2 separate regions of the Homo sapiens genome follow, and region 1 is linked to region 2. The links are chromatin contacts, found by POLR2A ChIA-PET in ENCODE. All regions are on one chromosome and are shown on one strand. Each heading gives the region's core, a stretch centred on a gene start or an enhancer-like site at or near the end of the contact. The rest is flanking DNA. Distances are from core to core; before and after follow the strand shown.

Region 1 (3,635 bases), core at 313-2,812, 940 kb after region 2:
TAACTGCATCGTAAATATTTACTTTTTCCTACAGTGGTCTCCTGACCTAGCTAATCACTCCAGCAGAGGCCTTCAGACCAACTATAAAAAAGGCACTTTAGCAAATGCTAATAAAGAAATAACTGTGTCACCTGATAATGACTATTATTAGAGACTTATGGGTGAACCTTAGCCCCTGGGTGGAACCTGAACCTCTCTGGGAGGGAAAAGCATGAGCTTCTAAGTCAGAAAGATCTGAGTTCAAGTCTGAACACTCCCATTTCACTCACTTGCTCTTCATTCATTTATTCACTAAAAAGAAAACATGTAGGCTGGCTAGGTGGTTCATGCCTGTAATCCCAGCACTCTGGGAGGCTGAGGCAGGAGGATCACTTGAGCCCAGAAGTTTGAGACCAGCCTGGGTAATATAGTGAAACTCTATTTCTACAAAAAGAAAAAAAATTTAATTGGCTGGGAATGGTAGTGTGAGACTGTAGTCCCAGCTACTCAGGAGACTGAGGCAGGATTATTGCTTGAATCCAAAAGGTTGAAGCTGCAGTGAGCTATGACCGTGCCACTGCACTCCAGCCTGGCTGACAGAGTGAGACCCCGTCTCAAAAACAAAAACATGTATTGAGCACCTGTTATATGCAAGGCACTGTTCTAGTCACTAGGGACATAGCCACAAGCCAGACAACATCCCTGCCCTCCTGGATCTGATATTCAAGTCGGAGAGGTGGGACTAAGGAGGGAGAGACAGATAATACAAGTGGACAAATAAATAAATCATCTAAAATAGCGGTAAATGATGTAAAGAAAACAAAACAGTGTGGCTTGCTAGCAAAGAGGTGGGGAACTGAGTTGCAGCAGGCATTAAGAAAGGCCTTTTTGATAGAGTGATGTGTGTGAATTAAGCCAAAATAATAAGATACAGTCAGCTTTGAGATTACATGAGTAAGGTTCTAAGGAGAGGGAACGGCTCATGCAAAGCCCCTGAGCTGGTGCCTCCAAAAACTGGCAGAAAGCCCCTGTGAACGGTTGTGTGATGGTAGGTGAGTTACTTAGCCCCTGTGCACCACGAGAAAATGGGGATGCTCATATCTACCCCTCGAGGTTGCTATGAGGATTCAAATTAGGCAACCCTGTTACAAGGTTAATGCTGTGTCCGGCATATAGTAGGTGTTCAATAAACACCAGCTATTAGTTTGAGTAATATAATTATTAATTTGAGGAGGAAAGAATGGACCTGGGGAGTGAGAAGGGTGAGGAAAAAGTAGCTAGTGTAGCTTATCCTTCTAGAATCTAAAATTCAGGATATAGTCTGAGCAAGCTCCTGATAACGGGATTCTAAACATGCCTCCAGGACATCCTAGACACCAAATTATAATTAGCATTGACTTCATAGTGACTGCCATTCGTTGAGCGCCTACTACGTGACCAGGCACTACTCCAAGCACCTTGTGTCCACGGCCCTGTCTGACTCTGGGGCAGGCACTATTATTAACGCCTCCATTTTACAGAGGAGAAAAGCTGTGGTTCAGAGTCCAAAGCCCCGTCACCTCCTACCAGGTTGACCTTTGGCCATTCCTTGCCTTTGATGTGAGTGATAGGAGCGGGCGATTCTGCTTCTCCCTCCATCTCCCGGCGGGGATTGTACGGTGAGAGAATGAGAGCAAAACCTCAGAGCCCCCTTCCCAGGAACCCTGTCCCAGCCTGGTCCCCACCCACCACCACCACTGACCCGATGCTAGAGAAGGATGCGGCTGGAGGTGACTTCCCAGCCAACTTGGTGTAAGTCATGTGGGGAAGTGGCCAGGGTAGGGCATGGTCATCGTGAGCAGGGTCCTGCAGGGTGAGGCCGGGGCTGCAGACGCGACTGTACAGGTCTATGAAGACCCCATGTGTGATGAGGAGACCTTCTCTGCACAGTCCCTGGACAGAACACGAGATGAGGGGTCCTCTGGACGTCAGCTCCAGCCACACCCCTACCTGGAGGAAGCTGCTTTTAACAGGTGCGTTGGAGACAGCGGCTTCACCACGGGCCAGGGACAAGGAGGAGAGTGTCTCCTTACGAGTCCAAGTCACCCCCACTCAGAGCTTTGACCCTGTCAGTTTGAGGCCCATGCAGCTCAGGCACCCAACTCATGAGAACTCTTGAAGGCCACTCCGCCACAAGAGATGACCCTATTGGCTTCTTTTAGGAAGAAGGGAAGTGAGGCGCAAAGAGGAGAACAGGTCACCTACCCAAGATCACAGGGCTGGCAAGGGGCAGGATCAGAATTTGGGACCCCAGCCCAGCCCCCTTCCACCAGAATGCCCTGTCTCACCCCTGCAATCCGCAACTTAGTAATAATACATATAAATAATAACAATCATAAAATAATAACAGCCGTAATAGAAGGTCACTGTAACTGAATAGATCTATATACCAGCCTGTTTGGGGTTTTTGTTTTTTTGTTTTGTTTTGTTTTGAGACAAGGTCTTGCTCTGTTGTCCAGGCTACAGTGCAGTGGCCCGATAATGACTCATTGCAGCTTCAACCTGCTGGGCTGAAGCTGTTCTCCTGCCTCAGCGTCCTGCGTAGCTGGGACCATAGGTATGCGCCACCAAACCCAGCTAATTTTTTATTTTTAGTAGAGATGAGGTCTTACTATGTTGCCCAGGCTAGTCTCGAACTCCTGGGCTCAAGCGATCCTCCTGCCTCGGCCTCCCCAAGTGCCAGGATTACAGGCGTGAGCCACTGCGCCCAGCCTGTCAGCCCGTTCTAAGTGCTTTCCTATAGTAACATTTACCTCTTATCACAACTCTTTGAGATCAGAGCTGTACGATCCCTATTTCACAGAAGGGGAAACTGAGGTTCAGAGAGGTCATGTGCCCTCTCCAGGTCACACACTTGGAAGTGGCAGACTGAAGATTTGAAGCCAGATGGGCTGGCTTCCCAGACCACACTTTCCAGAGACCACACACATCTGCCTCTCAGATAGTGAATGAATTGCTTCCTTATCCAGGTCTTAAAAGTTCACTTCTGAGTTGGGCGCGGTGACTCACACCTGTAATCCCAGCACTTTGGGAGGCCGAGGCAGGCGGATCACGAGGTCAGGAGATCGAGACCATCCTGGCTAACACGGTGAAACCCCGTCTCTACTAAAAATACAAAAAATTAGCCAGGCCTGGTGGCGGGCGCCTGTAGTCCCAGCTACTCAGAAGGCTGAGGCAGGAGAATGGCGTGAACCCGGGAGGCGGAGCTTGCAGTGAGCCAAGATCGTGCCACTGCACTCCAGCCTGGGCGACAGAGCACGACTCCGTCTCAAAAATAAATAAATAAAGTTCAGTTCTGAGCCGGGTGCAGTGGCTCACGGGTGCAGTGGCTGGGATTACAAAGTGCTGTAATCCCAGCACTTTGGGAGGCCAAGGCGGGCGGATCATCTGAGGTCAGGAATTCAAGACCAGCCTGACCAACATGGAGAAACCCCGTCTCTACTAAAAACAGAAAATTAGCTGGGCGTGGTGGTGCATGCCTGTAATCCCAGCTACTTGGGAGGCTGAGGCAGGAGAATTGCTTGAACCCAGGAGGCGGAGGTTGCGGTTAGCTGAGATGGTGCCATTGCACTCCAGCCTGAGCAACAAGAGCGAAACTCCATCTTTAAAAAAAAAAA
Region 2 (3,546 bases), core at 516-3,015:
TAGCTCCTCCCCGATGCCATAACCCCGCCCCTAGCTCCTCCTCGAGGCTTTAGTCCCTCCCTCTAGCTCCTCCTTGAGATTCTAACTTCGCCCTTTAGCTCTCCCCGCCCCTAGTTTTCCCCTGAGGTCATAACTCCGCCCCAGTCCCTTCTTGAGGTTTCAGCCCCACCCTGTAGCTCCTCCCCGAGGTCGTAACCCCCGCCCCTTGGCCCCTTGAGGTCCTAGCCCAGCCCCGTAGCTCCTCCCCAAGCTTATAACCCCGCCCCTAGCCCCTCCTTGAGGTTCCAGCCCCGCCCTCTAGCTCCTCCCCGAGGTTATAATCCTGCCCCTCAAGAGTCTAGTCCCACCTTCTAGCTCCTCCCGAGGTTATAACTCCGCCCTCTGGTTACGCCTCGAGGTTATAACCCCGCCCTCTGGCTCCGCCTCGAGGTTCTAGCCCCGCTCCTAGCTCTTCCTCGGTCTGTAACCTCTCCCGTAGCTCTTCCTTGAGGTTCCAGCCCCGCCCTCTGGCTCCTCCCCGACACTCTCTCCCCGCCCCAGGCTCCGCCCCGAGATTGCAGCCCAGTCCCTAGGCCCGGTCCCCGACCTCCGGGCCTTCCCGGACATCCCTTTCCAGCTGCGCGTTCGGAGTATCCCGGAGCTGTTACTCATTCCCGGCCTCCCGCGGTCTCGAGCGCTTTCCGGGTTATTCATCGCGGCCCCAACACCCTGTGGCCACCCGCCCTGACTCAGTTCCTTCTCGAATTCCTCGACCCAGAGCCCCCCACATTTTCCGGGGAAGTAAGTGAGAGTCGCCTCAGTGAGAGGGAAAGGTCCTGAGGGACAGTCCCGGGTCTCCAGCACTGGCTCTGCGCCGCTCAGTCAGCCTCCCTTTGGGCCTTTTGTAAAAGGGGGTCCTGTCCCCCCGTTTCTCAGAGGGGGAGACCCAGCAGCGTGGAGAGCGCTGGGGGGCGCTGCAGGGTCAGATCCTGCGTATTCAAGCACTGGCTGTGTGATTTTAGGCCAGTTATCTAACCTCTCTGTGCCCTAGTTTCCTCTGCGAAACGAAATTAATAAAGTCCCATCGCCTAGTTTGAAATTGCAAGGAAGAGGCTTCGAAGAACTCCATTTAAAAAAAGAACACTTGGGCCGGGCGCGGTGGCTCACGCCTGTAATCCCAGCAGTTTGGGAGGCCGAGGCAGGTGGATCATCTGAGGTCAGGAGATTGAGACCATCCTGGCTAACAGAGTGAAACCCGGTCTCCACTAAAAATACAGAAATTAGCCGGGCGCGATGGCAGGCGCCTGTAATCCCAGCTACCCAGGAGGCTGAGGCAGGAGAATCGCTTGAACCCGGGCGGCAGAGGTTGCAGTGAGCCGAGATCGCGCCACTGCACTCCAGCCTGGGCGACAGAGTGAGACTCTGTCAAAAAAAAAAAAAAAAAAAAAAAAGCACTCACTAAATTATGTAAAGCTAAATGCCTTTGCTCCACTAATATTTCCTTAGCTACTGAGTGCCAGGTACTGCGCCGCGTGGCGTTGCACAAAGCACGAGAATTACTATTATTTGATTAGGGAGGATGCTGAGGACTGAACCGCATTCCTCCAACTCATCCTCTGACAACCCCCAACCCCCTCAATTAGACCCTGTTCCAGGCGCAGGCGTTCGGGACCCAGCCCCTACCTGGGACGCAGGTGTGGAGCAGCAGCAGCAGCGGCAGCAGCGGCGGGTGACCCATGTCGCGAGGGCAGCTCCTGTGCGCGGGGTCCCTGCACGTCTTCTCTCCTTCTGGCCTCAGGAAGGAGGCAGTTTTGTGGCCCCAGGGACTCCTCCCAGACGTTTTGCGAAAGAGCGAGTCAGCCCCAGATGCGTGGGCGCCTCCCCCTCCTCCCGTACGAACCTCCTCCGCCACAAACTTCCCTTCCCGGGGCGCGGCCGGCTGGTGGTGAAGGGGCTGGCTCGGCCCTGACTCATGGAGTTGTGATCACAGCTCTGTCCCCAGATTGCCTGGGTGCAAATCCCAGTTCTCTCTCTTCCTAACGTGGGACCCGGGGCAATCGCTCTCCACTGCTGTAAAATGAGGATAAAAACTTTGACGGTAAATATGAATGTGGCTGATTATTTGGCTAACAGGATTTTTGTTAGTTTTGTCAGGAGGGATACTGGTATTTTGGAAAATGTCCTTATCTAGAGATGCATCCTGAAATATGCATCTCTTAAACACTTAAAACACTTAACCCTTGCTTTGCTTCCCGCTGTGCCCCCAGCTCCTGGACCAGTGCCCAGCACGAAGTAGGTCCTTGGTAAATGTTAAAGGAATGTGTTGAGCCCTCCATTTTGGCCAGCAGCTATTCCAGGCATTGCACCTACATTAAAACACTTAATGGTGAAACCCCGTCTCTACTAAAAATACAAAAATTAGCCGGGCGTAGTGGCGTGTGTGTGTTACTTAGGAGGCTGAGGCAGGAGAATCGCTTGAACCCGGGAGGCGGAGGTTGGGTTGCAGTGAGCCGAGATCGTGCCACTGCACTCCAGCCTGGCAACAGAACAAGACTCCTTCTCACAGAAAAAAAAAAAAAAAAAAAAAAAGACACTTCAGCCAAAAAAGTAGATATCACTGTTACGACAATGGCTGTATGCTTAGGTGGGATTCTGGTTTTTGTTTGTTTGTTTGTTTTTGCAGATGCTTACTAGAGTATTTAGTGGTGAATGTTATTGATGTCTGCATTTTTTGTTGTTGTTGTTTTGGGGATTTTTGTTTTGTTTTTTCTTTTTCTTTTGTTTTCATTTTGATGTCTGTATTTATTTTATAATATTTTAGAAGAGGTCAGATGAGGTGGCTCATGCCTGTAACACCAATGCTTTGGGAAGCCAAGGCAGGAGGATCACTTGGGGCCAGGAGTTCAAGATCAGCTTGGGAAACATAAAGAGCCCTCATCTTTCCAAAAGAAATTAAAAATAAAATAAAATTAGCTGGGTGCAGTGGCCCGTACTTGTAGTCCTAGGTAGTTGGGAGGCTAAGGTGGGAGGACCGCTTGAACCTGGGAACTGGAAGCTGCAGTGAGCTATGATTGCACCACTGCACTCCAACCTGGGCAACAGAGCGAGACCCTGTCTCAAAAAAATAATAAATAAATAAATACTTGAGTAGAAAATAAAGGCAAAATAGCCAAATGGTTGTATCAATTATATAAAGGTAATCAGTATATAAGGGCATATTATGCCATTCTGTCTCCTTTTCTGTGGGTTTGAAAAGGCTTATAATAAGTTTTTTCTTTCTTTTTATTATTTATTTATTTATTTATTGAGACGAAGTCTCACTCTGTCACCCAGGCTAGAGTGCAGTGGTGCAATCTCGGCCACTGCAATCTCCGCCTCCTGGGTTCATGCAATTCTCCTGCCTCAGCCTCCTGAGTAACTGGGATTACAGGGGCACGCCAGCACACCCGGCTAATTTTTGTATTTTTAGTAGAGATGGGGTTTCACCATGTTGGTCAGGGTGGTCTCGAACTCCTGACCTCAGGTGATCCACCTGCCTTGTCCTTCCAAAGTGCTGGGATTACAGGC

What was found. ChIA-PET counts read pairs that join two places held with the same protein, here RNA polymerase II (POLR2A).
Region 1: POLR2A ChIA-PET joins it to region 2 with 10 read pairs in A549. The contact joins the promoter of IGSF23 here to the promoter of PLAUR in region 2. POLR2A ChIA-PET finds 5 or more read pairs at or near these places in 3 of 52 experiments (A549, activated T-cell and naive thymus-derived CD8-positive, alpha-beta T cell).

The regions. Positions count from the first base shown.
Region 1 is chr19:44,612,001-44,615,635 of GRCh38, forward strand. It overlaps IGSF23 (immunoglobulin superfamily member 23), which reads left to right and starts at 1,563. Exons shown (of 5, transcript NM_001205280.2): 1 at 1,563-1,770. The coding sequence starts at 1,646. RefSeq lists an enhancer at 2,975-3,476.
Region 2 is chr19:43,668,404-43,671,949 of GRCh38, forward strand. It overlaps PLAUR (plasminogen activator, urokinase receptor), which reads right to left and starts at 1,766. Exons shown (of 7, transcript NM_002659.4): 1 at 1,663-1,766. The coding sequence starts at 1,717. It overlaps LOC124904724 (a long non-coding RNA gene), which reads left to right and starts at 361. Exons shown (of 3, transcript XR_007067264.1): 1 at 361-780; 2 at 1,623-2,077. RefSeq lists silencers at 265-494, 535-614 and an enhancer at 1,535-1,834.